5 separate regions of the Mus musculus genome follow, and regions 1, 2, 3 and 5 are each linked to region 4. A link is a loop called in an ENCODE intact Hi-C map of the cell type or tissue named here. Cell type or tissue: left cerebral cortex. All regions are shown on one strand. Region 1 overlaps Plxna2 (plexin A2). Region 2 has its middle 7.1 kb from the start of Plxna2. Region 3 overlaps Mir205hg (Mir205 host gene). Region 4 has its middle 66 kb from the start of Gm31870. Region 5 has its middle 16 kb from the start of Camk1g.

What was found. Peaks named below come from ENCODE experiments on the same cell type or tissue, not always from the same donor. Only the 100,000 strongest peaks of a DNase experiment are listed, where the experiment ranks them.
Region 1: it touches region 4 in a loop (2.9-fold over the local background); 2 of 42 quality-filtered maps call a loop at or near these places.
Region 2: a loop joins it to region 4, with 5 times the contacts of the local background. A loop is called at or near these places in 6 of 42 quality-filtered maps.
Region 3: it touches region 4 in a loop (7-fold over the local background); 20 of 42 quality-filtered maps call a loop at or near these places.
Region 5: it touches region 4 in a loop (6-fold over the local background); 18 of 42 quality-filtered maps call a loop at or near these places.

Annotation. Positions count from the first base shown.
Region 1 is chr1:194,679,922-194,684,921 of GRCm38, reverse strand. All of the region lies in intron 3 of Plxna2 (plexin A2), which reads right to left. Among named protein-coding and RNA genes, the nearest start is that of Gm46202, 37 kb to the left of the region's middle. In left cerebral cortex, no CTCF peak of the experiment used is centred here; DNase peaks (open chromatin) are centred at 1,643 and 2,708; H3K27ac peaks cover 2,802 bases.
Region 2 is chr1:194,610,254-194,615,253 of GRCm38, reverse strand. No RefSeq gene overlaps it. Among named protein-coding and RNA genes, the nearest start is that of Plxna2, 7.1 kb to the left of the region's middle. In left cerebral cortex, no CTCF peak of the experiment used is centred here; DNase peaks (open chromatin) are centred at 1,100, 1,565 and 2,409; H3K27ac peaks cover 1,222 bases.
Region 3 is chr1:193,501,468-193,506,467 of GRCm38, reverse strand. Mir205hg (Mir205 host gene) reads left to right here. Exons shown (of 3, transcript NR_166150.1): 3 at 1-8. Among named protein-coding and RNA genes, the nearest start is that of Mir205, 3.6 kb to the left of the region's middle. In left cerebral cortex, a CTCF peak has its summit at 2,361; DNase peaks (open chromatin) are centred at 900, 1,803 and 2,351.
Region 4 is chr1:193,586,610-193,591,609 of GRCm38, reverse strand. No RefSeq gene overlaps it. Among named protein-coding and RNA genes, the nearest start is that of Gm31870, 66 kb to the left of the region's middle. In left cerebral cortex, a CTCF peak has its summit at 2,376 (motif pointing right); DNase peaks (open chromatin) are centred at 2,764, 3,342, 3,544, 4,510 and 2 more places; H3K27ac peaks cover 2,550 bases.
Region 5 is chr1:193,384,067-193,389,066 of GRCm38, reverse strand. No RefSeq gene overlaps it. Among named protein-coding and RNA genes, the nearest start is that of Camk1g, 16 kb to the right of the region's middle. In left cerebral cortex, a CTCF peak has its summit at 2,752 (motif pointing left); a DNase peak (open chromatin) is centred at 2,725.

The sequences.
Region 1 (5,000 bases), 1.1 Mb before region 4:
CTTGGAAAGATCCTATCAGGGCAAAGAAAGCCCCTTAACAACAAAGAGGTGAAGTCTCTTGTTTCTTTGGTTTTGCCCTTGGCTTTAAGGCCTGAGGTAGAGGCCTGAAGCAACAATGTTTTCAACAGTAACCCACATTCTCCTGGTAAATGGGCCAGAAGCCTGAGAAGGCTAATTGGGTACTACTGCAATTCATAGACTCAATGAGAGATAAGGCCCTGGGGTGCAGAGGTCAGTTTTGATGGAGGGTTAAGAAAGATAATCTTCGGGGCTGGTGAGATGGCTCAGTGGGTAAGAGTACCCGACTGCTCTTCCATAGGTCCGGAGTTCAAATCCCAGCAACCACATGGTGGCTCACAACCATCCGTAACGAGATCTGACGCCCTCTTCTGGTGTGTCTGAAGACAGCTACAGTGTACTTACATATAATAAATAAATAAATCTTTAAAAAAAAATAAAAAAATAATAAAAAATAAAAAAATAAATAAGTAAAAATAAAAAGAAAGATAATCTTCCTCAGAGTGTGTAACCAAGCCTGACAACCAGAGGCTGAAGTCTGACAATTGAAAGACACCTAGAGGCTTAGGTGGGGTTACAGGGTGGAACCAGATTGATTTCTTATTCATGGTAGTTTGTCCCTGTCTGAAGCCACTTTTCAGACCCTTTCCCTACTTCTGCTTGGTACTTTTAAGCTTTAGTTTGATCTAAGGTCATAGTGACTGCTAAATACAAGAGGAAAAGAGGAGTCTGCCATTTCACAAGTGAGGAGGTGGAAGTCAGAGGAGTCATTAGTGGCTATAGCATACTTGATCAGAGTCAGGTTTGGATCTATAGAGGCTGTCTATGACCTCTATATTTCTCCAGGCTTGCACATAACAAAATCTGTCTTACCTTATGGAGCAAGAAACTTTGCCACCCTGAGTGTGAGCTCTTAGACCATATACAGCGTGGTTATAGCTGTGATAGGGTCAGGGACATAGGCTCCAACAAGGATGGATCATCAGAATTTTGATGGAAGCAGGAAAGCTTTAAGAATAATGTCCTCAGGTGGGCTAGACTGTGAAGGGAGTCTAGGCAAATAGAATGTTCTAGAGTGAACCTAGACTTTTCATAATTGTCCATTTGAATATGCCCCTACTTATTGAAAGACCTCAGTGGTTCCCCTTGGTTATTAAAAGACAGACCTTTTAGCGTGCTCTTCAAGATTGCTAGCAGCAAGACCCTCAACCAGTCTTTGCTGCCAGTAGCTCGTCTGTACCCCAGATCTGAGTTGTCCTGGTTCCAAACAATTCATGGTTCACTGGACCTGCTGAGCTTGAATTCACACACACACACACACGCACACGCACACACACACACACACACACACACACACACACAGTGCCTTCACACAGACTGGTTGCTGTCAAAGAGTGAACCTCAGTCTATTCTCCAGCTCTAAATTCCTCGGGTTTACAAGTCATGCTGAAATGCCTGACTTTCTTTGATGTATGTCTGACTTTCATAGGCTGTTACTCATTTCTTGTACTTCCGGCCCTCAGCACTACTGATATCTATCTGTCTTGATGCTATCCTACATGCTATCCCATCGTTAATACACAGTAGTGCTGTGTGTGAGTCACCTTTCCAGTTTCCCTAGCTAGCCTATGCAGAATCTAACACAGGGCCTCACTGTTTACTGGGTGAAAACCAGATGGAAATGCAGATTCTGGAACAAGACTGCCTAGTTGCAGACTTGCCCTACCCCCTGCCAGCTGTACTACCTTAACATCTCCCTGCTTTCATTGTCTCATTAGAAAATGGGATACTACCCTGAGGGTTATTATGAGGATTAGAAAAGAATATATGCTGAGCTCTAGGAATGTAGCAATGAATAAGCCTCACTAGAGTGTTTACTGCAGTAATCACAGTCTTCTGAATCAAGGTAACATGGAAGTTACAAGCTAGTCACATTTTTCCCTAAAGGAACTCAAAAGAACATGGAAAAGATGCTACCTGGTCCAGGGATGGGCAACGTCATTCTGACAAATGACCCTTGTAGGGCCAGCTAGCAGTTAACCAATGGGCTGGATAACTGGGTGAGTGGGTCTCAAAGCGGGGTCTCTAGCCAGCAGCCATGTTCTCATCTGGGAACTTGCTAGCGATGTCAGTTCTCAGTTCCCTCCCCAGTCCAGTATATTGCATTAGAAACCCCATGGTGATGGCAGTTAAATTGTAAGGTGAGTCTGACAAACTCTCAAGTTCATGGACTACTGGGCTAGATGCTGCCCATATGTAGAGTATGCCTTGAGATTTCTAATCTGTTAGTTAAAAATAACCGTGGGTTTCTCATGAGGTGTCAACATATCCCAGGTGGAATGTGCCCCTGCTTCCGGGATATAACACGAATGCATATGACTGCTTCTATATTACACTGTGGACTTACATGCTCATGCTTGTGTTTTTTCTTTCTTCAAAGGGGAAGACAAGAGAGAAGCCAGATTCTAGACACTGTTTTTGCAGGAAAAAAAATCCCTAAGCTTTCTCAGAGCAGAAGAAAAGTCATTGCAAGAACCTTGGAAAGCCTGGCTTCAAAGTGCACATAATGTGCATATGAGTGTCCATTGGGTATGGGGACAGTGGGCATGGGAATACTGCCATTCTGCTGTGCTTGAAGCTCAGCTGGAGACAGGAACAGGTGGGGAAGCATGAGAGTAGGCCTGGCTGTGGGAGGAAAGTCTGGCTGGGGTCCAGTGTTCCAACAAAGGCATATATGGTGAGTCAGGATAGCTGGCCCCAGCCTCCTAGAGAAGGCCTAGAATGCCAATTTAGGGTGATGTGTGCCTCTACCTTCTCCATGGGGGTCCATATGTATAGAGCTAGCAACACCTCCCCACTTCACCTCACACTGCACCTGGGCCCTTGGCTCTCTTGCTGGGAACTCAATTTTGAGTGTATTGACAAGGCACACATAAACACCTGTATCTATGAGGGTGGGGGATTAGAAGAGTTCCTGTGAAACTCTTTAAATATAGCCACTGAGAACTGGTGAAGGGGGAAGCATTGCTCAGAACTGGCCAATAGCAACATTGTTAGCATTATCCAGACACTTGTAAGATTAGCATCAGGAGATAAAATACTCAGACCCCATTACAGACTTGGCGAAGGAGAAATTCTGGGGTAAATCCCAGCAGCACCATCATGAGCCTTCAGGAGACTGATAAATGCCTACACCAGAGAACCACTAGCTTAGGACATGGACTGAAGTCTTCTTGCCTTCAAAGAGAGGAATGCATACTTCCTACCACAAATGTTCCTCCCTTTTGCCCTAGCATTGACTCCTGCCATCAAGTATCTACCATGGTGATAGAGGACCAGGTCTGGGCAAGGGAGTCTCTGGTAACACAGGAGGGGCAGCAGTACTGAGGGCAGTAATGAGGGGTGGGGAGGCTGCCACAGCTAATTTTCTCTTAACATGTAGGCCCAGGGGAGCCCTAAGCCTCCTTGCCATTGAAACTAGTAAATTACAAGCTGATGACTGTGATATTACCAATAATGATGATAATAGCACCAATCAGACAGGGTCAGACAGGCACTTTTCTGTCTTGGGTCAATCAGGGAAGGTTCTAGCTTTGGGGCGCTTGTTTCTGAATTAGAGAAATCCTGGATTCTAGCCAGCCTCACTCCTCTGCCAGGTGTGCAGCTGGGCTCCCAGTTTTCTGTCCTCTCCCATCCTGACATGTCTACCCTGTAGTCAGTCATTTGTGGGCCAGGTGAGGACTGGGGAGGCAGCTGAAGCAGCAACATCTTGCTTCTCCTCTGCCTGACTATTCCCAGGGTCACAAGACCAGAAGTCTGTCCCGGAGAGCAAAAGACAGCCTTGGGCAGCAGAGAGAAATCTTTACTGCAGGCAGGTGAGGGCCCTGGAGCCCTGTTAGTCTCCATCAGCAGGGTCTGTGGCTTCAGCTATCCTTAAATGACTTGGGTTAGACTTTTTCTTGATGCTCTCTCTCCTTTCTCTACCCTGGGACAGAATAGAGAGCCCAGATTTCCAGAGAAGATTTGGCAGTACTGTCCACGATAGTTCTCAGCTGTCCACCTGACCCAAGGAACAACTCTTATCTTTCAAGATTGTCCTCCATGAAATGCTTCCCCAAATGCTGCAGTTTACAGAAGGAGCAAAGGGAATTGGTCTCCTGCTTTCTTCCTGCTGGCTGCCTCAGCCTAGCCCCCACTGTGGGGCTTCAAACAGGAGGAAATTAGCACAAGACCCCCTGTCATCACAGGCAGTAACTTGTGAACATGTGCTGAGGTTGTTTTTTCTGGACAACAGAGCTTGAAAAGCAGCTCACTGGGGCTTGTACTTTTTTTTTTTTTAAAGAACTGTGTATATGTTAAAGTCATTAAGGTTGGAAAGGGGTTGGAATGGAGAGTAAAGGCCATTATATGGGAGGAAAAGAAAAATGACCTGTCTTCAAGCTGTCAGCAGAGGAAACGCCTCTGCATCAACAAGAAGAGAGGGGCCAGGCAGAGGTGCAGGCATCAAAGAGCTCCTCACAGTGACACTCACTCCGCTTATCTGGAACCTGCTCAGCAGTGGCCTTGGCCAACTATGAATGAACTATCTCTGTTCATGTATTAGTGAGCCACTGACAGAGAAGAGAGCTGGGCAAGAGAGAGTAGCAGAGAGATGATGCTTACAGCCCTTTTGAATGTCAGGGCCCTACAACCTCTGTAGTCCCTTTTGCAATCAGCCTCATACACAGGAGGTGTGGTGATCACCCCTACCTCACAGAGATGAGAACTGAGTCACTGTGCTTAAATATCCTTCCCAAGACACACAATTTGTGGGTTGTAAGGTAAGGCTGGAGACATAGGCTCCCCCTGTCACTATACTTGAGACTTTGGAGACTCTGCTGTAGTTTGAGGCAGGCTATGGGTTGGGGCCCAGATCTCACTTCATAGTAAGTGTGAGGAGCTAGTTCAGGCACCAAGGCATAGATATAAGGAAGACTGTTATG
Region 2 (5,000 bases), 1.0 Mb before region 4:
CAAAGTAATAAGAGCAACTTTATTATATTTCTTCCTTCAGTAGAACTGTATATAGTACATAATTATCTCTTTAGAACACTTACAATTTTAGTTGATACATAATAATTGTACATATTTATAGGGTGTAATGTGACATTTCACTATATGTAACATGTCATGATCAGATTAGAGTAATTAACATATTGTCACCTCAAACAGTTATTATTTATTTTGCAACACATAATAAATTATTGTTAACTGTAGTAGCCGTACCATGCTATAGACTCTCCTATCCAGCTATAACTGTGACTTAGCCAACTCCTCCATCACCCTCTAGGTTCTGGCAGCCACTTTAGGACTTTCTACTTCTGTGAGGCCTTTGCACACGTTTTTCTGTGCCTGACTTCACTCAGTTGACATAAAATGCTCTGAGTACATGGACTGCCACAAATGGGAGGCTTCCATTCTTAAGTGGCTGAGTGGCATTCTATTTTTCTGTATAAATAGCCAACAGACTCCATACCCCCATGCTCTGCTGGCTTTCTGGGGATTCAAGTTCTCTTTATCTATCTGGCCCCTGGTATTTCCTTCTCATCCTGCCCAGTTGATGTGAAATCTTAGCCCTTGGGGGACTTGCCAAGCTTGGGGGGGAGTGGGAGGTGCTCACGAGTGACATCTATAGTCCAACACACTTTTAGGCAAGTGACAAGTATTTAATAAATACCCATCAAATAAAGGTTTTTCTAATCTTTGGAAATTGTTGCAAGTTCCAAGGAATTCATACCCACTGTGCCACACAGTGATCTCTAAGCCTTACCCTGACACAGTCATGAGTAGCTACATTGCTGTTCCTGTCCCCAGGCCTTTTCTTTCCCTGTCACCACATGACTGACATAGATAAGATGATGAGAAAAGTAAGAGAGAACAGGAGGTTATCTTCTAGGAAGAGACCAGCAAGCAAGCCTGTATGCTGGGGGAGGATGGTCCCAAATGGGCAGCTAGCCCATCCCTATGGGAGTTCTCTCTGTCATAACAGCAGCCTCAACCCCACACACAGATGCCAGTTCGGTAGCCCCTTGGATCATAGGAGGAGGTATTTTTGGTATTGGAAGCCAGCCACACTTTGGCAGGCTTTCTACATTAAGTCTGTTCCTCTGCAAGCTGGGGGTGGCAAGTGTCAATGTTTAGCATGGAATTGCTGCCCGGAGCGTGTGTATGCATATATCAAGGGGCCTGGAGTGAGATGGGGGCTGGGATTGGGAGCCGTGAGTGAACCTTGGAGGAGGTGAGTGGGCTCTTGCTTGCTGGTGTTGATGGCCATCTTTGGACAGCACACCAGTTGTTTTCAGGCATGCTTCTGGCTCCCTGAACTGACTCTGTCATGGCACTTCTCACTTGACCAATCTCTGCCCTGAGATGAGTGTCATTTTTTTTTTCTCTTGTTCAGATTACAAACCAGCAGTAAAATGGTACCCCCTGTGGGTAGGCCTTTCGTGTCCTGAAGCTCTACCTCACTTTCACCTCACCCTGCAGACATTGTCAGGCAGCCATAGCAGAAATAGTAGCCTCCACCCCCTCCTCCTCCACACACATACTGTTGGCAACAAAGGCATCCATCTGAGAGGCCAAGTCCCATGAATGGAAATGAGAGGCTGCTGGGCCACTCGAGTGGAAGGCCTCTGCCTGGGCAATGGGGCCCAGGGCCAGAGGCAGCACAGGAGCTGGGCACCTGCTCTAGATTCTCAGCACCATTCATAAAGACTTCACCCTGCCCCCTCCTGTGCTCCTCCCCTTGCAAATTTCACTTTCCTGTGCCCTTTACACAGTAGCAAACTTGTTAAGGCTCCAAATCAAACACAGTGGGCTTTCTCTCTCCTTTTTCCCTAAACCTTCCATGGGCAGAGCTCATGTCCCTGTATATTTCATCCTCTTTCCTAACCTACCTCCCCCATTTCCTCCATTCATCTAAGAGCATTTCTGAAAGTAGAGTATCTTCTAAACTCCTGGGCAGTGGCACTCAGAACCACCAACAGGACCCTGGGACTGCCTGCCAGGTCAGAGGTTACAGAATCAAGGGTGGACTGACTTGTTGTTTTGGGCCAAGACTTAGGCTCCTGTTCTATGCCTGGTAGAGCATCTGAGAAGGATCCTGTGCTCTGCTTTGATTTTTTTTCCCCTTTCTGAAAAGATTCCCTCTAAGGAAACTCTATTCATTCAATCAGGTATTTCCAGGATAGCTCTCTTGGTGCTTCTGTTTCATTCTGTCATTTATAAAGTAGAAATATTTCCTCCTTGTGTCCTGCAAGAATTCAGAAGAAACAACTAAGATGCTGACTGTGAATGGACTTCTCATACTGGGAAGTGTTACATGAATGCATGGTGGTGTCTGCTTCCCATCTGCTACAATGTACTTCGTTATCTTCCTTGGTTTTCTATAGAAAACAGCTTGGCTCACCAAAGTTCCCTTGGCATATGCTTGACTGTACTGGCTTCCTTCTTCCAACCCTAGCACTCTAGTTTCCTTCTTTTATTCTTCCTGGTGAAATGCAACCAAGCAAAGAAATTCCCCTTAGTCACCTTTCCTGATGGAATCAAGAAGTCTTTCTGTGCTGGAATAGCCCTAGTGGCCAGGCAAGCCTATTTTGATTACATAGGAGGCAGAGGCCTGACCCTCCAGACTGATACTTAGTGAATTGCATCCTTGGGGGTTCTTCCCTGTTCAGCTCCTTTACCAAGTGGGAGGTCCCTTGTATTGTGTGGCCACTGTACTTTAATGCTTAGAAAAAGTTAGATGGCAACTGTTCTCAGTATTAGTGGGAACTTTGTTCCAGGGCTCTCATGGGCAGGAACCTCTGGGGCCGGGGGAAAAATAGGCAGGACAGAGCCAACAAAGCAGGGTCCTCTGAGACACGAAACTTAGATCCTACAGGAAGTGCTCATTTTGTCCTGGCTTCTTCATTTAAAGGGATACCATCCTTTTAGTTGTCATTGTCATAGTACAACACAGTGCCATGGGTTAACAGTGCATAGTCCACCCAGTACCATTCTATTTGCTTAGAGTCTTAGAACTTTAATCTCAGAGCTGAGATTACAAATGTAGAATAGGTAGCAGACAGCCAAAAGGTACAGCTAAACTTTTTTTAAAGATTTATTTATTTATTATATGTAAGTACATTGTAGCTGTCTTCAGACACACCAGAAAAGGGTATCCAATTTCATTACAGATGGTTGTGAGCAACCATGTGGTTGCTGGGATTTGAACTCAGCACCTCTGGAAGAGCAGTCAGTGCTCTTAACTGCTGAGCTATCTCTCCAGCACAGTTTAATTGTTAAGAATGTCTCCCTAGCACACATGAAGTCCTGCATCCAAGCCCCAGTACTGCATAAGCCAGCATAGTGGTATATATCCATAATTCTACAACTTCAGGAGTGGAAATAGGAAGACTAGAAGTTAAGGTTATTCTCAATTACATAGTCAAGGTTATTCTTAATTACATAGTGAGTTTGAGGCTAACCTGGCCAGACAAGGTGAGACTTTGTCGAAAGAAAGAAAGAAAGAAAGAAAGAAAGAAAGAAAGAAAGAAAGAAAGAAAGAAAGGAAGGAAGGAAGGAAGGAAGGAAGGAAGAAAGAAAGAAAGAAAGAAAGAAAGAAAGAAAGAAAGAAAGAAAGAAAGAAAGAAAGATAGATGTCCTATGGTCACTAGGTAGCATAGGATGACTATATGTTGAACCAGGTGTCTGATAGCTCCATCTTTCCTACTTTGCCCATGGTTGGGTAAGAAGTTGTGATGCAGATGAGGAGTTATTCCAGGTTGAGGAAGTAGGAGGCCCTGGGCCTCATGCCCTCTTAACATTCAGCTAGCAGAGATCCAGAGTCCTGCCACAGGAGACCTCTCACAGATTCATCCAACAAAGCTTCAGAGCTGCTTTTCTACTGAGGGTACAGAATCTTATCTTCTCACAATGGAGAGCATGCTATAATTGTTTTCATGATTATTATAAACAATCATAAGGCCAAATCACCCATATCTTACAAGGTGTGAGTGTGTAATAGAGAGAGCCTCTGTCGCTGGCAGAGAAGTTGCAAACGCATGCAGATCACAAGACCACATTCATGGCCTTTCAAAATAATGGGATAATTGGGTGCAATGTGGGCACCTGCACCCCTTAGAGTGAATGTGCTTGCCTGTCTTTGTGGGAATCCACAGGGAGCCCAGTGAGCAAAAAGCCATGCCTGACTTCACCTTGATTACATCCTTGCCCTACAAGCCCCAGAAGAACTGAACTCTCACTCCTCCTAATTAGGGGAGAAAGAAAGACAGTAATGATGGGAGAATTTTCTCTGCCTCTCACTGCAAGCCTTCGGAGACAAACTATTCAACTCTCCCTCTCTCAGCTCCCAGCTCCTCCTTCCTGGCTGATATCTGAGGTATCTCACCCAGTGTTAGGCCCTCCCTGGGGCAAGACCCCCCTCCTCCTGGGTGTGAGTTGAGTGACAGCAGGACCTTGTTGGAATGGCTCCACTCTGCTCCCAGAACCTGTTTCCTGTCTGCTGTGAGGCAGTGCAGAGCTACAGATGGGGAGGAGTCTGGGAGGCCTCAAACCAGACAGGTGTGGCTGAGCAGGGCCTGAAGGGGGGTGGGGTGGGGTGGGGAACCGGCCAGAGGAGGCTGGCAAAGAGTAAAGTCCCTCACCCCATGAGAAAATAAATAAATAGCCTGCTTAAATAAATCAATACTCTGACACCCAGGTGCAAAGCACAGAGTCTGGCTTCAGGCTGTAAATTTAGGGCAGGGTGTGAATTACTATGGGTTGAAGAAAAGCTGAGAAGTGGCACAAGTTCTTGGCAAGAGAGAATCAAACACATCATCAGCGGACAGCATAAAATAGTTCATTACTATGTTAGCTTGTTGCCACATTTTCAGTTTTGTGAATACTTAGAAAAGTTGGGTCTGAAGCCTCCCCACTTTGCCAGTTAAATATAAAGCTCAGCGCTATTCCTTCTGTGACATGGTCTCTTG
Region 3 (5,000 bases), 85 kb after region 4:
TAAATTAATTAATTAATTAATTTTTTAAAAAAGCCAGACACTAAACAAAACCTACCTCTGGATCTGGAAGATGCCCTGCATCATATTGGGCTAAGCTCAATAGAGCCCATAGCTGCCATTTCTCTTAGGAACTGAACATAAAGGTCACTTTGGTATCCGAGACCCTATATTCTGAATGCCCCACAGTGGCCTCTTCACCTCCCCAGACCATCTGTCCCAGGGAATCATGAGTTCCTCACACTGAATATAGGAAAACACATTTATCATAAATGTCTTGCCCTCCTGCTTCTATTAATATGAATGTCAAACTCAGCCCACACCTCTGTATACTGAGCCCCACAAATGATGAGGAGACCAACCCACAGGCATTAAGAAAATGTTTACCCATAACTATTACATAGTGGATCTGACTGAAGCACCATGGTAGTCTGGGTTTCGAGCTAGCTAACTAGTAAATGCCTCTATTTTGAGCTTTGCAAGGAATCCAAAGGCTAGAACAAAGAAAGCACCAGGCAGACATGATGTGATATTCTTATACGTGGCAACCCGCAACTTGGGTTCTTTTCTAGAGAAGGAAACATACCTGTGTTTCTATGTAACTCTGCTCAAGGAGGGAAAAGAAACAAAGTGGCCGGTAGTGATTGCAGAAGAAAAAAACTACAAAGTAATCTAGGCCACGAGACTATAACCAAAGGTTCTGCATCACACACCTTAATCCCACTCCAGTCCCAGCTTCATATTTTCAGCTGTGACCTGGGGCTCTCTGCAGGTCGGGCAGAGATCTGAACTGCCCTGTCCTCCCTCTGGCAGCACAGATTGCTGATTCCCTCCTGTAGAAGCAAAAGCCCTTGCACTCGACTAGAGCAGCCTGCCAGGGAAGCAGTGTGAGTCAAGAGCTGGAGAGAACTGCCCACCCATCCTCCCATCTAAACTCCCAGTCTTCTACGTGTCCTGTCCTAGCTGCAAAGCATGGCTCAGCACAATGTTGAATACATAGTGTAATCAAAACTCCCATGCAACTGCAGCAACAAAAATAGTATTATCCAGCTTTCTGTATTCATGGTCTTTTATTGAGTAGAAAAGCAAATATCATTGAGCCAGATTCGAGTAGACAAATATATACAACCATTGGTAATTTAATATTTTGTGCTAATGGTATACACTGTAGATACAACCCAAGAGGAGTAAATTACAATCCTATCAATAATACATTGTGTCTGAGCTCTGGGTTCCCAGTACACATGAAAATGTATATTAGCAAAAACTCTCTGGATATTAAAAGCTGTGCACATAATGAGGTGCAGGACACAGAATCAGGGTCTTCAATGGGGGCTGGGGGGAGGGGGAAACAGCCCATGCTGCCATTGCCGAAGCTGGTAGTAAATAAAGATAACACACTCTACCCTCAGCAGATCACCCAGTGAGAAACAACCTGCCAGCTTGCAGGTCCATGCTCACCTTGTTTCTTTAAGCCTTGGGAACTATCCAGTGTCAACAGTGAGGCTGAGGGGGCTCCAGAGAGCCCCAGGACAAAAGGTAATACTGAAGAGAAAGACCATAGGCTATCCTTTTCCTGACCCAGCCTCTCCTAGGTGTGCAGGATCTTCTAAAACAAAGGAAGGTGGGGCCAATGACTTGTAAGAAAGAGCTCACCACCTGCTGGGATGTGCAGGACTTCTTAGAATTGTAAAGGTTCTAGCCACTACAGTTTTGTCAGCTAGCGCAAATCCCCCACTTTGCTGCTTGCATGCGGGAAAAACACCCGGGAGAAGTGTATGACAGTCTTGCTTCAGAATGAGGAAGAGTTGCTGCCATACTAACATAAGAAATGAAGACAAATTAGGTTAATGTCTGCAGGAACACTAGTTAGTGCCACTGTCACACACTGGCCTTTGACCTTTCCTGACTCAAAGAATATTGAGGGCAGGTGAAGCCAGGACTTCTGGTCTTTTTTTTTTTTTTTTTTTTTTTTTAAATCAGACCCTGGAAGAAGGAGAGCGCCAGAAAGGAGGGGAGGCTATGAGGGCTCTGAAGAAGAATGCTGTGACTGTAGATTGCAGTCTCCAGCTCAGAGATGAAAGGGACTGGTCAGACAGACACCAATTCCCTAACAGAAATAGAAGCTCCCTGAATTAAGGTGACTTCTCTAGGCTTTCTGGAGAGATCCGACTATGCATCAAAGAAGAACAAGGCAAACACTTCCTTTTGTCTGCAGATAAGACGCAGCATCTGGATGTCTCTTTACCTCCCCCACCCCCTCCCCCTTCCTTCAATCCTACCTCCTACCACCTCTTCAAGTCTTCCTTTCCCAGTTGATTGTCAGATATCAGGGAAGGGTGGGACACCTGGTGGGAAGTAGGGGAATTACACTGCAGTGAACCCTCTAACATGGAGAAACAGCAGGGAGGGGTAAACACACACCCTACACCAAAGCAACAATAAAGATGACCTGTGGCAGAAAGTGACTTCAGTTTTTGCTGTGTTTAACTATATCTGAGAAACACAGGTGTCTAAGAACAACTGTAGTGAGCCCATAGATGAACAAATACATGGGGTGACTGGTACAGTTGCCTCCTCGTGTTGCAAGTAGATGCAAGTTCAAAGAACTCTCCAAGCTAAATATCTGGAAGGAGACCATGCCAAGGGAATCCAGGTGAGAGGTGCTCACTGAGGTAGGCTTCAGTAATGCTGTGCCCAGCAGTAGCCAGCAGCCACCCACAAGCTTCTGAGTCAGCATGTGAGTGGTTAAGAGAGGTCAGATTAGATCTGGTGCCAATTTGATCTAGCCACCAGACTCTGGGCCAGCCACTTAACCTCTTTGAGACCCAATTTCCTTATCTGTCAAGTAGGAATAATGACAATAATGTCAAGGGCCCGTGAAGAGCCAGACGCTTCGTGCTTCGTGTCCATAGCATAATTTAATGCTCCCAGCCATTAGCAGATGCAATTGACATTTCAGGTTTATAGGTGACAGAGGGTGAGGGACTGGCGTGAAGTCGGCCTGTAAACAGTGGAGCTAAAAGTCAGGCCTGGCTCTCTGTTCTGGAGTTGGCACTGGGACCATTACTCCATCCCCTCTGCTGGTGTGAAAATCAGACAGTGCATTGGGGCTTGGATCTACATTGTCCCCACAGGCCAGTGTAGAGACTTGGTCCTCAGTGCTGGCCTGCTGGGAAATGCTAGAACTTTTTAGAGTGTTGCCTAATAGCAAAATTTGAGAGACCTGGAGGCAGGCTTTGCCTTCCATCCCTGCATCTCTCAGCTCCTCTGGAGTAAGTGGCTTTACCCCCCCACACACACTCACACACACACCCTCTCAAGCCAGTAACAACAGAGTGAGACCATTTCCCCATTTTAGGTGGACTTTCTCCTGCTTTTTATCTCAATGATGGAAAGCTAACATAGAGGCTAACATACACAGAAGAGCCAGCAGGTATCTGGAGAGTCTATGCACTCAAGAATGCTATCCACCATTTTTATCTCAGTATAAAGCAAAAACCTTTGACAAGCTTGTCTTGTACCTCTCCCCTACCCCATTCCCCACTCCTGTATGGAGCAGTTAACCAGAGACAGTTCACTGGAAACCCAACTGCTATGGAACACCATTTTCCCAACTCAATGTACCTACCATCCTCTGAACTGTCAAAGCCTGTGATGATTATCTAAAGGAAACTACATAAAGCTGGGTGCACTTTTTATCAAGAATTTATAGGTTCTTAATGGTTGCTAAAGTAGGGGCTCATGGGATCTCACCCCTCCGCCAGGATTTACAGACCGGTAACAGAAGTTAGGGAGGACAGAGATCGTTTTCTTAAGTGGTCTCACTGCCCATAGGTTGCCCATGCTTCTATAAAGTAACCCCAGTTAAACTCGTTGGCCACCAGGCTGCACTGGTGTAGAATAGGCCTGAATTTCAGTCCTTGGAAGCACACCTGTGTTTGCCACTCTCCTCAGAAAAACATTCATGATACCAACATTAAATTACAGCATTACAATGTAACCAACATTACAATGTAACTCATTCATAATTCCCATGATCCTTGTCATCTCCTCCTGTTGCCTTCCCTTTCAGGCTTCTCCTTCATTCTGTGTGTCCTGTGAAACAAAGGCTTCAGAGTATTTATTATGTCTTTTTCTTTTTCAAAGCCAGTGCTATACAAATAAAAAAATTAAGAACTGTCTTACCAGGGTGACTGCTAATTCAGATTTTCCTCGAGGACAAGTGAAAATACTGAGCACAGGGAAACTGCAGGACCAGAGAGGTGGCTCAGTAGTTAAAAGTGCTTAATGTTCTTGCAGGATTCAGGTTTGGGTCCTAGCACCTACATGGTGGCTCACAACTATCTGTAATTTCATTTTCTGAGGATGCAGTGCCCTCTTTTTACTTCCACAAGAATCAAGCATGTAACATGTTGTGGGAGGGGGAGGGGAGGTATCGTACGCGCACATACACACACATACACACGCATGCATGTGCAGGCACTTATGCAAAATATTTATATACATAAAATAAAATGAAACAAATATTTTTAAAAAATAAACTTTTGATGACAGGCTACTAAAAATAAGTTTTGAGCACATAGGAAAACTAGAATGATCAAGAGAAATGATAAAGTGAAAGATAGCAATTGAAACATCAGGGAGGCATGGTCCTAATGCTGAGGGATGCTGATGCTGTGTGGTGTGTGGTGCTGATGCTGTGTGGTGCTGATGATGTGTGGTGCTGATACAGTGTGATGCTGATGCTGTATGGTGCTGATGATGTGTGGTGCTGATACAGTGTGATGCTGATGCGATGGGTGTTAATGCTGAAGAGCACTGATGCTGAGGGGTACTGATACTGTGTGGTGCTGATGCTAAAGGGGTGCTGGTGCTGTATGGTGCTGGTGGGTGCTGATGCTGTGTGTTGTTGGTGCTGAGGGGTGCTGATGCTGAGGGGTGCTGATGCTGTGTGGTGCTGATGCTGAGGTGTGCTGGTGCTGAGGGGTGCTGATGCTGTG
Region 4 (5,000 bases):
CTAATATTGCCGTTGCTTTCTTGGTTTACTTCATGTCTAATAGGTTTATTCAATACATATTTATTGTGATGAGTTCTGAACAACAGTGGCTGCATCTCCATCTTCAAGGGGCCAACATTCTGGGAATGGTGCAGTCTCTCATCAGTTTTGAGCCACTACAGCTGTTGAAAGATGGTTGAGATGAGGGTTACCCCTAACTTGCTGTCTCTCTTATATAATGTATAAGTTCCATCTCACTCAGCAAAGCATCTTGAAGACAGGAAGTGTCTCTCTCCAATATGTGCTTTCACTCTGGACTTCCTCTGTCCCCTACATGCTGTAGTGATTCTCCAACTACTGTTGGCTGTTTGTGCAATTTCCCCATCTAGCAGCAAGGGCACACACAATCATACTAGCTGTGACCATCAGCATCCTACTCTAATCCCTGTCCACAGCAGAACTTCTGAAGAACTACAGAGCCAGGGACATCTACAGGGAATCTGGGCTTGGCATTACAGTGACTGTAGCCAACTACAGTCTATAGGGGATCTGGGCTTGGCATTACACCTAAACTTTCCAGTAATCCCAGAAAGTCTGAGGGTATCCTGGGCTAGCAAACGCTAAAACTTCAGCTCAAAGGTGCAAGCTAGTAGAGATGGTACAGCCTGTCAAAAGTTAAGTGGGGTAACTTCTTGCTACCTCAGGGCTCAGGCTTGGGTTTCCTTCTGACTCCACTCATTTCTGCCTTTAATCCATTCACAACAGGTTTGATCAGAGTGAGCCTGACTGTTAAGAATAAATGTGGAAAGATCAGCATGGAACATGGGCCTCTAGCCTCTTCGCTGGCCTCCTTTCTCAGCTGTTCCCAGGTTCCCCCCCCCCCCTCCCCGAGCATTTCTTCCCACAACACAGCAGGGCCGTTCATGGCTATTTGTGCAATTACTCCATCTCTGCCCTACACCACTTCTCCCTCTAGCAAAGCCCATTCTTCCTTTCATACCCACATCAAAGAATTCTTCCTCTGAGCAGCCTTCCCTGGCTCCTCTGGAGAGCAGCTCCCTCCTCCAGGCGTCTGTGGTGCTTCCTATAATCACAGAGTCCCTGGACTTGTCCGCCTGTCATCTAGTCTCTGTTTATTCCCCTTCCTGCCCCTGAGGGCAGAGCAGAGTTCTTTTTCACCTGCCTTCCTTCAGGGAGCACAACACTGAGCCTGCATATCATATGGTTGGGAAAGCTCTAACTGAATATGGTTGGGAAAGCTCTAACTGAATGGTAAATGACTTCTCTCTCTTCCACACTCCCTCCCCATTAACTCATACCCAGTGAGGCAGGAAGATCCATCTACTCAGCTGCAGGATAGAGGAAAGGCTCTCCACAGCAACGCAAAGCCAGACACCAGGGTTACAGTGACCATGGCCCAAGATGTTACTAACAGAAATGCAATTTTCAGATTGTCTTCATGTGGCTTGTTAATGTGATAATTAGCTAACTGTGTAATGTAAAGCAGGCTGGCTATGAGCTGGCCCCTCTCAGAGGTGAAACAAATGAAAGAGTGTGCCTGCACAACCAACACACAAACATAAACAAGGTATTAAACATCCCCCTCCAGTCTTAAAAAAGCAGGAATAAGAGCTTTATCCCCAAAGCAATTGTCTTTCTTCTCCTTTCTCTTACTCTCCCCACCCGTAAGCACTTTAGAGAAAGGTGTGATGTTGCTCTCACAGATAAATAGTAACCAAACTATGATGATGCGAATGTGATCATATCTCGATGACAAAGGGGAATTAAAGGTGGATTCTTTTACTGATTCTGAGCAGTTTACTGATCCTGAGCAGCGGGCTCTCGTAACTGCTCACTGTATCAACCGGTTAGTCATTCTCCTCATTATCTTTAATGTCTTATTAGCAGGCTTCATTCATCTGGTTTTTATCTGTTTCACTGGAAGCAGTTTTAATCTCATTTCAGTGGCACTGATAAGCCTGTTAGTTTGCACAAATTGGTTTTGGTGACAATGTGTAGATAGTTATAATGTGTGGTTTCCAAACAGAAAAGAGAAATCTATTTAGGTCCAAAGAGACAGGTGGAGAGAGGGGAGCTGAGGCAGTTGAGACAGGAAAATAGAAAAGAAGAAAAAATGGAACAGGAAAAAACAGATTAATTGCTACTGCCCCCCCCCCACTTGCCACCCCTACTACCATCCCCTCACAACCATCCCTCCCACTGTCACCTCTCTCACTTCCATCTCCCTCTGTAACCTTCCTACCACCTCTTCTCTCCCCAACCCCACACCACTCCCTCACTACCCCTTACTACTGTTCCACTCTTCTCGATGTTAACAATCCCCCTCCCCCCATCTGCCACTAAATGCCAACGGTGATAGCAGAGTCCTAGCACAAGGTGGCGCGCCTGAGCCAACAGCATCTCTTATCATCCCTAGGAGAGCCCACATGCAACTGGCAGAGAATCTGTCCTCTGTGATTTGCACCCCAACCTGAGAACCCAAGTCTCAGTTTCTTAGTTTGCACTCTGAATTGGTTCCCTTCCAAAGTTCCCCTGCTCCAGGCACTGACACCGGACTGTCTCTGTGGCCAGCCCAGTTAAATGCAGATGTGTGGTCCTCTCGTGGTTAGATGGGCCTCATTGTTCTCAGTGAGGAGGTATCAAGTGCACGGGTTAACATAAATATAGCTCCTTGCTGCCCAGAGTATGAGTCCTCTTCTAGAGAATCGATAGCCACCACATAAACAGCAAGGCAGAGACTGGAAAGGCTCCAAAGCTTTCTTTCTGATTTTTCTCTGCTGCTGCTGCCAGGCAGTGAGGTTGTGTCTCAATGCAAGGGTCCCTTTCTCGGGAGCTTTTATCTTAGAACTATGTCAGAAATGATTTAAAATCAAAATTCCACATCACATGGCCTAACCCCTACTTGATTTACTCATCACAATGGGGGGCGGGGAGCATTCTCTTCAGAAGAATGTAAAGCTTCCTTGCAGGCTCAGAGTGTGTTGTTTCTGAGGCAAGCAAGCAGGAGCTGTACAGAGACCGGAGCTGCCACAGGGGTTGGGGTGGGAGGGCCCTAACAATATTCTAATGTCTCAGCTGAGGAGCATGCCACAGCTTGATTTCCAGGCTCCCGGCATTCCACAAATGTCCAGTCCCTGCCTCAGATTCATCCTCACAGCCCCAAATGTTGCTATGAAGTTGGCTGGTGGGAGTCTAAAGTAGATTTTACTCTTTTTCAGAGACCAAGAAAGCTACATCATCCTCTAAACTTAAGCAAATGTCAGCTACCATCTATTTTAGAATCTGAAACTCTTTACCAGGTATTTCAAGTAAACTAAATCGAGAAATCTCACGTTCCCTCTTTAAAACTCATTCCCCTGTCTCCAGCTTAAAAGCACACCCACCCTGTAATTACTCTGTGTCTCGGGGTGAGGTTTAAAGTCTAGCTTCTGATTGAGCCTTCTGGGAGACATGGAATCCAGCAGAGACACAGATGTCCAACACCTGCCTTAAGCATTCAGGAGAGTGGCATCCTCCTGTCTCAACCTAGTTGCCATCGGGCAGTCTGTGTCATCGGTGCCTTGGAGAGCTCCTCATGATCTAGAAATGTGTTGGTTGCTATGCAACTTCAGTGTCTCCTTCAAATGCACATGAAAGCACAGGATAACAGAAAGCTCGCCTTGGGTCCTGTGAGTCTGGCCTCCATAATTACCCATCCCCAATAGGGACATGTTGGGTTCTCACATGGTCTGACAGGAGCATGGCCTTTGTAGGGCAGGTTTGTATTTCACAAGCCAGTACCAAATATCACCACAGCAATGCCAAAATGCCAGGGAGCCTGCTATGAGGCTGTTCTGAAAGTCCTGGTAGACACTGGGGCTTATGTGTGTGTGTGTTTGTGCAGACCCTGACCCAGCCTTAAAACATGCTACCAAGTCCTCGAAACAAAGTGCAATTCTCACCAATAAGGTCCCACTAACAGTGAGTGTGTGCCCTCTACCTCTGATTCTGTGGCTTGTGGCTTTGTTAATGAGCTTGCAATCTTGGTAATTAGCCTCCTATTCTCCTTAACAGTCAGGGTATAGACCTCTGATTTATTCTCTGCCTGCCAAATCTACCACAGAATTCCCTGCTAAAATTGACACATCTGAAAGCCTGTGAAGAATTCATGCCAAAAGATCCAGGACAAAGCCACATTGCTCCAAAAGGACAGCAGGATGCCATATTTGGCTAGCGAATAAAGACCTTCTCTCTACCTATCCTTACAATGGTAGCCAGAAAGCCACACAGATAAGCATGCCTGTTTATACACAGTGTTGAAGGCAGACAATCAGATCCACTAATAACTTCATCCAAGTTATCTATGGCTGTTGGGAAACATGAGCCAGGAAAGGCAGACACGTGGCAAACAGTCTATCCACTGAAGCCCAACTCCAAGTGGGAGAACTGGAGTGTCGGTGGTACAGCTGGGACGGCTGCTGCCTCCTGCCAACCTTCTTCAAGACTACGCTGTGCAGCTGACACTTAACTTGTTTCTTCTCCCCCATCTCACTCAGTGAAATAACAACAGCTTTCCCTGAGCCGTGTGGAAAGGAAGCCCAGAAATAGAATAAACTTGTGTTGCCCAGACTTCATCAACTCACTCAGTGGCTGTCTGTGCCTCTGTCCCCACATGACCACAGTATTGCAGCAGCTCTGGTGGCATCTGCAGTGCTCCACCAAGACCGGTGTGCCACGGAAAACTGCAGATACCTGGAAGAGGCCCTAGTATTTACGGGGCGTTGATGGGCTCTCACCAGAGTTAACCACCTTCCTGCAGAGTTCCTGGCTCTGCTTGTGTCAACTGAGTCACCTGCATCCAGACACTCCATTTACTTTGTTGTGATTTTTTTCTGGGAGCCTCTCGTCCCAGCATGTGCACTCTTCATAGGGGCTAGTTTGAAAGGGGAATGTCAAATTCTTACTTCCTGGCTCACAGTTTGCTATCCTTGGCCAAGCTAGCCAAGATGCAGGGCTAGATC
Region 5 (5,000 bases), 200 kb after region 4:
CTTTCTGCTGCATCTGTGCCTGAATGTGCATCTGCTGTGGCCCCAGGAGGGGAGAGAGGGAGAGAAGAGGAGGGGTAAAAAGAAGAGGGGAGGGTGGGTAGGTGAGTAGGTAGGCGTGGGGATGGACCTGTGAGGAGGACTGGGACTCTGTTCACCATGACCGACGTTGTGGCTCCAGAAAGCTATGCTGAGTTACTGTTTCCACGGAAGAGCCTCTGAGGAGAGTGGGCAGACAGTGTGGCCAGTGCTGGCTTATGTCAACTCTACAGAGCATATCATCACAATAATGCCAACAGGAAGAAGGAAAGAACAAAAGAAAGTCTGTCCGTGTGTGATAAAGACAATATGCTCAATAACTCATGCAGGCTTTCTTTATCCATCTGTTTGTTTTCACTAACGGGTGTCCACGTGCACACAGACAAACAACCACAAACATTAAATACTCCGTCTGGACATTTCTAAACATCTGGATGCTAAACAGCACGTTGACCCTGGCTGACTGTCTCAGAGCAGCAGTCTAACCCAGACTGAGGACCAGGACTCTGCCTGTAGACAGATGTGCAGAAAAAGCCCAATGTCCTTGTTCCAAATCACCTGCACAGTGCTAGGGATGTCTCAGTTTCCACTTTGAGAAACATGACCACATGTCACACCAGGTGCAGGAGTAACAGAAGGAGGATTGGAAGCAGGGACAGGCTTTCGAGGAGAGCAAGTATGGGAAGGAGCCAATGAGGGCTCAGCTCAGTGGCAGGGAGGGAACGCTGCAAGCACCAGGCCCCATGGCCTTCCTGAAATGGGGATTCTCCAGCGCTGCCCCTCAGGACACTTTGGACCATCCTCATGATAGCCTGCGATTCAGGAAGCTGTCCCAGGCCCAGGTTCTATGATGTCCACCCCCACCCCTGACTACACACACACACACACACACACACACACACACACACTAGTGCTAACTATCCTGTCCTTATCATCACTTCATAGACAGAGAAGGAAGAATGGAAATTCCTATTCTACAGAGAAAGAAGGACCAGCACACACACACACATTCACACACACTCACACATACTCACTCATACACAAACACACATACTCATACATACACTCATACACACTCACACATATATACATACACATTCACTCATATATATACACACACATACTCATATACACACACATATGTAAATACACTTATAAAACATACAATATGTCTACCTTTTCTCTTTCTCTCTATTCCTCTTTTTCTCTTCCTCCCTCCCTCCTCTCTCCCTACTAAGATCCTTGCTATTCAAAGTGGTCCCTGGTCTAGCAGTGCCAATAGTCAATCTTCTGGGAGGTCTGGGAGCAAAGTCTCAAAGTGATCCATGAACACAGAGATCTTCTAAAAGCCCTACTGTGGCCCCAAGAAAAGGCAGGGAGGTCAGAAAGACAGCATCTGATGTTCCTCCAAACAGTGTCAGGTTGGTAGTTCTGAGAAGGCTTAGTTCAAGGTCAGTGCAGACCCATACTGCTACCTTGAGGTAAGGGTTGAGCTCCGGTCCCCTTCCTTCTGAGCCAGCCCATTGTTGAGGTGTTTCTCTCCAGGACCCAGCTGACAGACTGGAACACAGCAGGCTCAGCTCTGACTAATTGCCAGCAGTTGGCTGAAGAGACATTCCTCATCGAAGCAGCCTCATTAATCTCCTAATGCCAACATAGCCTGGCTAGTGGCAGTCCTCTCTGCTTCCATATCTACATGCTGGCTTCTAGAAACCTAGTGGTAGAAAATGGCCTCCTTCCTGGAAGGGGGCACCCTGCATCTGGTTAAACCAAGTGTTTGCAGAGCTCATCACCAAGTCCCAGAGCCTTAGATGTTTGCCTCCCAAGTGGAGGACCATGTCTGGCATCACTGAGACATCTTGGAGGGGCTGAGGAACCTCAAATAGGACAACCAAAGAAATGGCTCTTGGAAATACTTGCAGGATGTTTGGATATGTGCAGGAGATGTTTTCTAGAAAGCTCTAAGGAAATCCTGGAGAATAGCAGAGCCTTGTGCCAAGCTGCCTTCATCCTCTGGTCATAGTGTGGCAGAGACTCTTCCATTCTGCTCCTCTGGGTGCTGCTACTGTGAGTTTGTCCCCCTGAGATGGGAAGCTCCTACAGGACATATCTTCTCTCTCCTTATTGCTTTGTACCTGGTCCCACAAGCCAGACCACCCACTCTCATGCAGATATGGAGGCAGAGCAGAGAGGGAGGTACATGGGAGATGGAGAGGCCAGGAAGGAAAGGGCCAGTGAGGCAGAAGCTTGGAGGACACATCTTCACAGCAAGAATATAATGGGCATCCAGAAAGATGCTGCCAGGTACAGTGAGGCACCCTGCAATCAATCCCAGCACTCCAGGGAGACCCTGAAGGGTCACAAGTTCCAGGACAGCCTTGGCTATCTAGTTAAACCCTTTCTCAGAAGCTAAAATCAAAACAGTGCAGAAAGAAAGAGATACTTTACTAAACAAAGATCCCATCGCTTGCTGTGGCCACCAAGGTGGGTGGGCTCCCCAGCAGCAGGAAGGATAGACAGAAAAGCCAAAGCTTTATACAGGAAATATGGGATGTAGACGGTAAGTACACAGGTGTCTATCTTCTTTATTGCTTTTGTTCAAATGGACAGACCGGCTGGCCTCTGTCCATTCCAGCAATCCTGCCAAAGCTCTGGAGAGCCAGCTGGAGCCTGGCCAAGTGGTTATTAAAATAGTCGCTGAGGCAACACTGCCCTCTACTGACCACAGGTTGTCATGTCTCTGAAGCCGCTCTGCCCAGCAAAGGGCTTGAGTTAACTTGTTTCCTCTCAGCCTTGTCCTTTGTCTCCCCTTTGCCCCACTTTGTTGTAGCAATCTGTTCAGATTTCCTAGGACTTTACAGACACTGTAAAGAGCGCCATCTGGGACCAGCAGAGCCCAGACAACGTGCCAGGCCAGCCAGTGTCTTTGCTGCTTCATTGTCTTCTAATAGCTGTTTGCTGAGTCTCTGCTGGGGAAACACAGACCTAGGGATATGTGTGGAGCAAAGCTCCAAGCTGCCTTGGTGAAACAGGGGTTAAGACTTGGGGTTAAGACCAATGATAAAGCAAGGAGTGAACTAGTATGCAATGAGCCAATGACTCAGACACATCAGCAACTAGAAACATTTCTCCCTCTGTGTGTGTGTATGCATGTGCATGTGGGCATGTGCATCTGCATGTGTGTGAATGTGGGCATGCGCATCTGTGTGTGTATGCACGTGTATGTGAACATGTGCATCAGCATGTGTGTATGTATGCATGTGTGTATGCATGCATATGTGAGCGTGTGCATCTGCGTGTGTGTATGCATGTGCATGTGAAAATGTGCATCTCTGTGTGTATGCATGTGTGTGAGCGTGTGCATCTGCGTGTGTGTATGTATGTATATGAGCATGTGCATCTGCATGTGTGTGTATGCGTGTGTATATGAGAATGTGCATCTCTGTGTGTGTGCATGTGTGTGTGAGCATGCACATCTGCATGTGTGTGTATGCATGTGTATGTGAGAATGTGCATCTCTGTGTGTGTATGCATGTGTATGTGAGCATGCGCATCTGCATTGTGTGTATGTGAGCATGCGCATCTGCATGTGTGTATGCATGTGTGTGTGCATGTGAGCATGCACATCTGCATGTGTGTGTGTGTGTGCATGCGTATGTGAGCCTGTGCATCTGTGTGTGTGTTGCAAGGATGAGTGTACCTACCCATACTCACACTAAGGCCAGAGGAAGATGTGGTATTGGGTATGGGTTTTGTAGCTTTTGTTTGTTAACTAGGCCAGTGGCCAGTGAACCCCTGTAATCCTCCTGTCTCTGCCACCCCATCCCCCAGCATAGGGTTAGAGGCACACAGGTGGCCTTGTTCAGCTCTTCCCCTTGGTGCTGGGATCTGAAATCAGGAACTCACATTTGCACGTCGAGCACTCTTACTCACTGAACTGTCTTTCCCGGCTACATGATTCATCCTTTAACGGTTACTGATCAGATGTCCAGGTGGTATGTTCAATTTCAGGAAATGGTTGCCAAATATTCCAAGTAAACTGATACTGAATCTCTTTACCAATGGGAAGAAGTATAGAAGAACACCGGGCTTTAAACAGTACCGGCCTGCGTGCATGCAGGTCTCTTAATAGGGCACCTGAGACAAGAGGACTCCCTGCCAATCTGTCTGTCTCTTTCACTCTCAAACTTGAGATGGATCAAAAACTTGTGAGGTATTTGTAGAAAATTTGACTTCTGACTCGACCTCAGCAGTGTAACTCTGCTCCACACAGACACCAGAGAATCCGAGCCAACAGATGTCGGGCTCCTCACAGTGGCGGCTTCTAGCTATCCTGTGACCAATCCTATGGGGATATTTAATGTCTCCAGCAGAAGTCACACCAAACCGCAATCCCCTGCCCACAGTGATGAGCACAATACTGTCCACCCTCCAGGTGGGAGCCCTCAGTGCTGATGGGAGGGATGAAGTGGACAGTGGTGGACACAGGCTGTTCACCACACTTCTTCATATCTGTTTTCTCACAAAGATTCATAGCCTCATGTCGATGATAATGGTAGTGATGGTGGTCGTGATGGTGATCATGGTGAGAGTCATGGTAGTGATGATGATGGTTAAGATGATGAGGGCGATGATTAAGGTGATGATGATGATTTTCTGATGGTGATGATGGTGGTGGTGGTGATGATGATGATGGTGATGTTTACAGGTGACAGCTATTGCTTATTCTTTTCTAATAATAGTGCTCAGTATTGTTTTAACTTTCAAAACAACCTTGTATGGTAAGTGCCATTTACAGCTCCATTTTAATTTCATGATCGCTATTGAGTATATGGTAGGAAAGGTCACGTGTGGCAGTCAGAGGACTTTAGGGGATCAGTCCTCTCCTTCTACCTCTACACGGGTCTCAGGGATTGCCAAGTTTGCACTGCAAGCACCTTTCTCTGCTGAGCCGTCTTGGTGAC